2 separate regions of the Mus musculus genome follow, and region 2 is linked to region 1. The links are chromatin contacts, found by POLR2A ChIA-PET in ENCODE. All regions are on one chromosome and are shown on one strand. The core of a region is the stretch at or near the end of the contact, and the rest is flanking DNA. Distances in the headings are between cores, read along the strand shown.

What was found. ChIA-PET counts read pairs that join two places held with the same protein, here RNA polymerase II (POLR2A).
Region 2: POLR2A ChIA-PET joins it to region 1 with 30 read pairs in Patski. The contact joins the promoter of C030018K13Rik here to the enhancer-like site in region 1. POLR2A ChIA-PET finds 5 or more read pairs at or near these places in 2 of 5 experiments (Patski and embryonic stem cell).

The regions. Positions count from the first base shown.
Region 1 is chr5:64,577,720-64,582,326 of GRCm38, reverse strand. No RefSeq gene overlaps it. Among named protein-coding and RNA genes, the nearest start is that of Gm3716, 31 kb to the left of the region's middle. Within about 2 kb of position 2,471, at least 1 of the 3 ENCODE cell types and tissues checked has a DNase peak (open chromatin) inside an H3K27ac peak, as active enhancers do.
Region 2 is chr5:64,475,203-64,479,435 of GRCm38, reverse strand. C030018K13Rik (RIKEN cDNA C030018K13 gene) reads right to left here and starts at 2,428. Exons shown (of 2, transcript NR_045413.1): 1 at 2,204-2,428.

The sequences.
Region 1 (4,607 bases), core at 1,222-3,721:
ATCATCCTAAGCTGAAAACAGCAAAACTCTGAACTCACGTGGCACAACAGCTCAGCACTGTAGAGCTGATGCCTGAGAGCTTCCTGGCTCTTCCTTCATGGTTTACATGTGGCAGCTTCTGCACCCGTTATCACATCTGTATCGAATCCCTACACCCCAGTCATCACATCTGTATCGAATCCCTGCACCCCAGTCATCACATCTGTATCGAATCCCTGCACCCCTGTTATCACATTGCATTTGATCTTAGCCATATTTTCGTTTTTATCCCTACACCCCTATTATTATATATGTCTTTAACCCCTGCATGACCAAGTACTGCACATACATTCAAAGAAAGAAGTGGACAAGAAGGACTGCTAGGAGGTGGGGTGGGGTGGAGGGAAAGGACAAAAGGCCTGATTTGGGTCCTGTGACTGACCATACCTAGCTGGAAAGTGGATGGGGAGACAGAGTCTGGGAAACAGGATCGAAATCTGCCACTTTTGCAATGTCTGCCATGGCCAGCTACTGATTTTATAACCACTGGAATTTAAAAACCAGTTGTTTCCTTTATCCTTGACTCCTTCGATGTTTTCTCCTTCCCGCCACCCTCCACCTACTCAGGCTGCAACCATCAGCAAATTCACAGTCAACTGAGCCAAAAGGCTGAGGGGGAGACCAGAGAAGAGGCTGCAGCCGCCTCCTGGTGGGAGTGGAGCGATGGGCAGCGAGCCACAGGGCTGGGAACCAGCTTCTCTGTTCCGCTGACCTCATCTGGTCCTTCTGGTCCGAGGTTCTGGCTATGAATGTTTATCAGTGAAGACTTTGACAACTTCAGTAATAATATTTTCTAGGCTGTGCAGAGCTAGCCTGGGTATCTCATACAGAGAGACCTTTGGTTGCCCTCACCAAATAAACAGTTGCCCACAATCCCCACAAAGACAAGGGCTTAGGTTGCCTGGGTTCAAGTCTTGACTGGTGAGACCCTTGTGCCATGTCCCTGGACCATAAGCTGTGTTTGTTTCCTCCCCTGCAAAACAAGAATCCCCAGACTGTGCATTTCATAGGCAACTGGTGAAAGGTGGGCGGAGTCAACCTCTGTCAAGCGCTCAGAAGGCGCTTATCACACAGTGAGGGCTATGGAATGGAAAAATAAAATAAAAAAATAAGTAAACAAGAGAAAGAGCCTTAGGGTGTCTGGGTCCTGTGTGTTTGAAGCTACTTCTCGATCCATACAAAGCTGCAAGGAAGGGGCTGAACTTTTTTTCCTTTGTTCCTTGCTGGCTGAAGCGCACATGTCCTCTGTGGATTGGAGGAGGGTGCACAAGCCATACACATCTGTTGAGATGCCGGAGCAGCTGAAGGAACTCTTGGGGAGCCAGAGGCTATCACTGCCCTTACTAGAGATGGGGAACTGAGGCTGTAGATATGGGCCACAGCCACAGGCCTGGAAATGATGGAGCTGAGATTCCAGCTGGGCCTGTGACTCCCAAACCTGGACAGCCCCTATATTAAGCATAATACTTTTCCCAGACAAATTTTGACAAATCCTGAGGTTCACATTTACATCAATGCTCATTTTTAAAAGGGATCTATTTCTTTATTTTATTTTATTTTATTTTTTTTTTTATTTTTGGCTTTTCAAGACAGGGTTTCTTTGTGTAGCTCTGGCTGTCCTGGAATTTGCAGAGATCAGCCTGCCTCGGCCTCTGAGTGCTGGAATTAAAAACATCCACTACAACCAACCGGACTGGATTTATTTCTTCATATTCAACTTAGCAAGTCCAGAAGTTCAAGGCCAGCTCTGGCCAGCTGAAATAATGATTAACATCAGGGTTATCTTACAGGTCCAAAGTCCTCCCAGCAAACATCCTTTCTGCCCTTAGAATTTGTTGGTGGCCATCTCTGTGAAAGCCTCCCTCAAAGAGAAAAAAGAACTCTTGCCTGGTCGGAGTATTTTACTAAGGACTGCCATCACATCTGAGCAAACCACAGGCATTCAAAGAGGCGTCCCTAGTCCTATCCCTTTAAGAGAAAAGAAAGAAAGAATGACTCAGCCCCACCCTACCCCACCCTGTGCCTGCAAAGCTCTGGAGTCTGTGATGCCCAAGACAGAGCCAAGATAAGAAGAGTTGGAAACAAATTGAACTTAACAAAACAAAAAACAAGCCCTGTTGTTACCAGCTCCTAGGCACTTCTACCCTAAGTTGCAGTGTCCTAGGAAACGTGAACCAGGGTCACCTCTGGCCCCATTTGGGCCTTCTTCCTGGCCCCACCCCAAGCATAGCAACCCTGCCAGAAAACAGGCGCTGCCTCCATCAGCTCCCACCTCCCCCCTCCACGCATCTTTCCCCTTTTATATTGCTGGCTTCATAATGGTTTTCCTCCTGCTGCTGTGGGGTGAGAGGGTGTAAATGCCCCGGAGCAGCTGCGGGGAGCTCTCCAGTGCGGATCCTGTGGGTGGGGCCGGCAGTAGGCAGGAGAGACCAGGAGGGAGATTAGGTGAAACATTAGCCCTGGCCTTTTGGACACGGTCCAGTGTCTTTCAATGATTTCTTTGTGTGCTTTGGGTGCTGGGCTTGTTTGGCAGGGGACGGGCACCCATTAGAAGATTTCACAATGATTTGCCATGTTACAGTTCTAAACATGTCAACTCCTCACCGAGGTTAAATTTGTATTTTTACAGTCTCGTTAGACCTCCCCCCTCCCCCCAACACACCCTCCTCCCCCTAGGGAGCTTGAGGGAAAAGTACTCTAAGAGAATTAATCAAAATGACTAGGTAATGCTCTAAAAATAATAAATGTCGTTATGGGCTGGATCTCTTTCAAGTTCGAGTTCATTCTGTAAGCTTGGAGATCCACACGTCCAGTTGCCTGTCTTATGAGCTTTTTATTAGAAGAAAGTGGCCTGTTGTATAGAGACAGGTACTTTATGAAGACACATGGATGCTGCGACTCTCCCAACACTCAACTGTTTTTTTTTTTTTTTCAGCTAGATTCATTAAGCAATGTGACCTCGGAGGGGGCAAAGGGCAGACGCAGGAATCACTTCTTACCCTCTGTTCCTTCACCAGCCTTGCAAATTGGGATCTGCTACAGACCTGCTCAGAGCTCTGAAAGTAAGGGTGGCCAGGTCAGGGTCCAGATTCACCTCACTCACTCACAGGAGAGATGCTGCGTGCAAACAGCAACAGTAACAGCAATCAAATGAGCCAGTAACTCTGTATGTGTGTGTGTGGTGGTAGTGGTGTGTGTGTTGTTGTTTTGTTATCAGACAGATTCCCCCTATGGAAGCAGCTGGCTTTGAACTTGGCATCCTCTTGTCTCAGCCTCCCAAGTGCAGGGATTACAGTTGTGCAACTGTTACTATCACCATGGTTTCAAGACGCCTTCTGGGATATTAACTACAATAACAAAAAAAAAAATTGTGTGTGTGTGTGTGTGTGTGTGTGTGTGTACTCATTCTGGAGTGTGTGGAGGCCAAAGGTTGATGTCAGGGGCTTTCCTTAGTTGCCCTCTACCTTATTTTTTGAAACAAGGTCTCACACTGATCCTGGGGCTCCCTGACCCAGCTAGGCTGTCTGGCTAGCGAGCCCTAGGATACCCCCATCTCTGGGTGTCTCTGCTTCAACAGAGCTTGGATTCCAAATGTGTGCGGCCATACCTCGCTTTTGCATGGATACTGGAACGGTAAACTCAATCCTAATGCTGCATAGCAAGGAATGTATGTGTGCAACCATCTCCTCAGCCTCCTCCGCCTCTCAAGAATGTTGTTACGTGATGGGGAAAAATATGTAGCTGGGTCTTAGACTCCTACGGCCATTAAGCCTGGCTGTAACAAGATCAGATAGACCTTAAGGTGAGACTGAGAAGGAAAATCTAAATTGGAGAAAAAAGGAAACGGTGGTGATGAGTTGAATCCCTTGCCTACTTTAACTGATACAATTTTCTGGTTTTCCATTGGCCTTTTCAGTGAGTAGATGCCCCCAGATATCCATGAGCAAGGACCCTAACCACCCACAGCCCATAGATCATTTATGTGTGTCAGGCAGGGCTACTAGGTCAGAGTGATTGTGAAGAAAAATAGGAGCGAGGACTCCTGCAGCTTGATTGTGCTTGCTATTTGTGTCCAAGTCTGAGCCTGGCTGCTCTTGGGCCAAGTCACAAAGATATTTCCAACCTAAGAAATGTCATCAGGCCTGAGACTGCCCCTTAGATAATTCCTGGACCTTCATCTTCCAAAGAAAGGCTGATTGCAGTGTTATGGGTCCCAACCTTCGTTAGCCAGCCTCTATAAATCATGGCCTGGCAGAAAAGACCGGAGGGTCATGGGTAATTGAATTCCAACCAACCTTCACACCTAATTCAAGTCAACTCTCAGACCTCTTTCCTGGATCAATCTGCTGACAGAGCTGGTAAGTAACTATTGTTTTTAATTTTGAAAAAACCTCCACTGAGGGTCTATTGTGCATTTAGATTTGTGAGAGATGGAGCTATCATCTTCATTCATTCATTCATTCATTCATTCATTCATTCGTTAACTCACTCACTCAGTCAGCCAGTCCAATCTCCAGAATCCAGACTCATGAGTTAAGAGATAGTGGGAAGGAAGGGAAAGGTCACCT
Region 2 (4,233 bases), core at 1,179-3,678, 100 kb after region 1:
ATAGTAGACACAATAGCACAGAGAGGTCGCTCCTGTCATGCGTTAATGCCTGGAGTGAATGTGGTAGGACAAACATTCACCTAGCTCGGTCTTTCACTTAGAATGTGAGGCGCAGGATGACTCGAGTCACGCGCAAAACGCCACTTTTGGTTCATGACATTTGGTGTTTTTAAGAACACTTCAAGTTGAGAGGTTCACAGTGATTTTATCCTGCAGAAGAAAAATTACACAAATAGTACAAATAGTTACCAATGGGTCTGCCTGAGACTCTGCCCCATAAATGATGCTCAACTCATGAAAACAGCTGCCCAATCGACTAGAACCACCGCAGGCTGCAAGCCGCCCGTGTGTTCATCCGGGTGGGCTACCCAGATCCTGCTGCCTGGCAGCATGGCAGAGAATGTTTGGAAACTTTCCATGAGATTCTATAGATGTAACGGTGGCCCAAGCCAAATGTCAGTTGTTGTGCATCGTAATTATGCATTGCTTCCAACTGGAAATAGTTATCTACCCATTTGATTGTAAGTCCAAGTCACAGGATTGGCCCCAATTGGCCTATGCTTTCTCCTAACGAACGAATAATAATGGGTGCTGTAAGAGTGCCTAGGAGAGAGGTCCCTCTGCTGGGCAGAGCTGAACGGGAAGTGGGGGTGGGGGGGTTGTTTTGTTTAGTTTTAGTTTTCTCCTAGCTACCTTCTATCTTCTCTGTCAGAGATAAGGGGGCAGACCCTGAAAGGTAGGAGGGTTGAAAAGGGACCTGCATTACTACATCTCATAATTAAACCATCCAAAGGGAGGGATGAAAGCAACTGCTTAGAGAGATGAGAACATGGGACCCAGGCCTGCAACAAAAGTCAAGCGCTTGTCAGACTTGCCCAGTCCAGGGCTCTCAGTGAGTCAGAAACTCCGAGTCGGCTGAGGGGCTTGTACATTCTATGTCCGTTCATAAGATGATCCTCACGCATCTCAAGTTGGAGAGCCGTGGAGGGCATTCAGCACGTCTTGGAAGAGAAATAAGACAAGAAATCCTTGCCTTACAGTGCTCAGGTAGACACGCCCAGCACCATTCAAAGAGCTACTGGAGCGGGACAGAGAGCATCCCTAAAGAATAACACCCACCCATCTCCCCTTTCACCGCTCGTGTTCAGTGCAGAGCTTCCGGTTACGGTGACTTCGTATTTTATTTCCTGTATTTAGCAGCTTTTCAGCAGAGAATAAAGATGCACTTGAGATCTTTACCCCAAGTTTTTATTTATTTATTTTTTAAGTTAAAAGATGATTGGATGAGCTATGTTTGAAGTTCTATAACGGAGCTACCCGAAGAGATAGGCATGGGTAATACAGAGAATAAAAACAGTAACGGCATTGTCTAAGCGTTTATTTCCGAGAGTAGCTTGTGTGTAGTTAGCCTCTGCTTGCCCTTGATGGATGGGTCCATCATGCCAACTCTACAACTCTGAAACCCAGAGTACTCTGCCTAAAGAAAACCATGCCTTGATTCTCAGTGAGCTTTTATCACTTATTAATGTGATAGTCTCCCAACCAGGCGGCTCAGAGGTGTCAAAAAAAGCTCAGCCACTTGTTTTGTATATTTTGAACCTTCAGAAAAACATGTTTATTTCCTAAAATCTATTTCAAGCTGACGAGATAGATTGGCTCTGCAGGTAAAGGTGCTAACCACCAACTCTGATAACCTGAATTCATTTCCCAGGCCCCACGTATAGTAGAAACAGGAGAAATGATTCACATGAGTTGTCCTCTGATGGTCACATGTATACTGTGATGCACATGTCCAAAAGTATGCTCACACACACACACACACACACACACCAATCACACAAATAAATAAATAAATAAATAAATAAATAAATAAATAAATAAATGTAGAAACATTAAAAATGCACTTAAATGCCAAGATAGTTATAGAAACTAACATTCTAAATGTACACATGTAATGAGTTAACTTTCCACAAGAGTGGGGAACAAATGGCACAATTATTCACACACTATCAGGAGTTTAAAGGCATTAATTTTAACATATCAGTAATCATTGAATTTGGCCATAGTGGTGCATGAGATTTCTAAATCTGGCAATGTGTGGCTTTGACCTATTTCTGTCATAGCCCTCCTTGAGGGTGAATAAAAATAAGTGGGCCAGAAGCCTGTATTCATAGACAACTCAAGCCAAATGGCCAACACTCACCTTCACGGGACCTGATGGTAGTGAGTTCTCTGCATTCGGTTGAATCTTAGGACACCAGCCAGAAGTGTGACCTTACGTAGGTCACCTCTGCTCTGTTCCATGTGTCTTCTAGTCTAGAAAAAAATAGAGGAGGAGGATGGTGAATTTCTGTTAATTCGTGTGTTCCAGTATCCTGTATGCATTTCTACAAGACCTCCCGTCTTGCACCCCAAAGATATGTTGCTAGAATTTCCTTGGTGCCAGTCAACTACGTAAAAGCTTTTCTCTCCCTTTCTTGCACTTCAATTCAGTCTCTTGTGATAGGTTCTTTTCTTTGCCACCAGGCCAGCTCTTTAAAACCCATTTCACGAGCTGTCCCAATAATTAACAACTAATTAACAAGAAGGCCTGGCTGCTAGGGCTTGGTGCTTTCAAAAAGAAATGAGCAGGAAGGTTGCTTCGCTTTCTCTATTCACAGGGTCCCTACCATTGTCACTGGGATCGGCTGGAGATGGCGGCTCCTGAATGGTGTGAACAATCTCATTAAAAATCTCTGCTGGAACAATCAATTCACTGTCACTGGACCATATCGATCCTCAAGAGCTGTCATTGAGTTACAGGGTGTCAAAAAAAAAAAAAAAAAAAAAAGAGACGAAATTGACAGCCGGAAGTGTACTTTGTTTATTCTGGGAAAGAAACTGTCTTAGTTACTTTTCTATTACTGTGATAAAGCACCGTGAAAGCATCCCCTGGAAAGGGGGATTATTTCATTTTATAGCTTATAAATCCATCATGGAGGGAAGTCGGGGCAAGAGCACAGGTCAGGAACCTGGAGGCAGGAACTGGAGCAGAAGCCATGGAGAAATGTTGCTTTCTGGCTCGCTCCCTATGGCTTGCTAAGCCTGCTTTCTTAGAGCACCCAGGACCACCAGCCCGTGTCTGGCACTACCCACAGTGAACTGGGCTCTCCCACCTGGCAATCCCCCACAGGCTTCTCCACAGGCCAATCTGGTGGGAGCACTTTCTCAGTTGAGGCTCCCTCTTTCAAAATAACTCTACCTTGTGTTGGAGTTGGCCTAAAAAACTAGCCAGCACAGAGACCATTATCAGGTGTTTCTCCATGTCGCTCCTGCAGAAATCCTAACAGGAGTTTCCTGATGAGGGTTTAGCAGGATGCTCTCTGCAGAGACACATGACCAGCCTGCAAAGAGACTGCTCATTATTCTGCTGTCTTCTGGGATGCCTCTGAAAGTCCACCTTGGCACCGCTTTTGACATTCTTGATATTTTAAGCTTTATATTATGTGGCCTTGATCTCCTAGCCCAAGGACCAGCACATGAGTCAGTGGAACGGTCTAGTCATTGATCCAGAAGGGTAGTTTGGATGAGGTAATATGGTTAGCAATGGGAGCAGAAAGATGGGCACAAATCTTCACACTGATGAGCCACAAATCTGTGGCTGCACAGCTGATTACCTGCGCTAGACTATACCAAGAACAGCAAGCCAGGCCTCCACTGAAGCCCATCAAGGCTCTCCACTGTGAGTGGAAGTGCTTCCCACCATCCTCTCCATGATAGCTGCTATGCCTGACCATCAGGAGAGCCCACTGTTCCCTTTCTCTTTAAAGGGTGAAGCACTGTGAGTTACCACTTTATTCTGATGTGACATGATGGCTAACATTGACTGTCAACTTGACAGGATTCAGAGTCACTTAGAAAATAAGCCCCTGAGCGTGCCTGTGAGGATTATCTAGATTAGGTCAGCCTCTGGGCACATCTGTGAGGGATTGTGAAGGTGAATTGCCATGGGAAGACTCAGACACTGTCCAGGGCACTATTCCTTGAGCGGGGATCACCAGAGGACCTAAGAGCCGGTCTGCGCATGAGCACACGGATGGGAACACTGGCCTTTCCTTTCTCCGCCAGTGCTGTGGGAGTTTTCACTAGAGGAAAACAGAAGCTAAAGCTGCCACTTCATTGGAACCACCATTTCACTGGGGCCTTAACAAGGTAAGGACCAAAGTGAGACAGAGGCTTAACCTCTGGGACTGG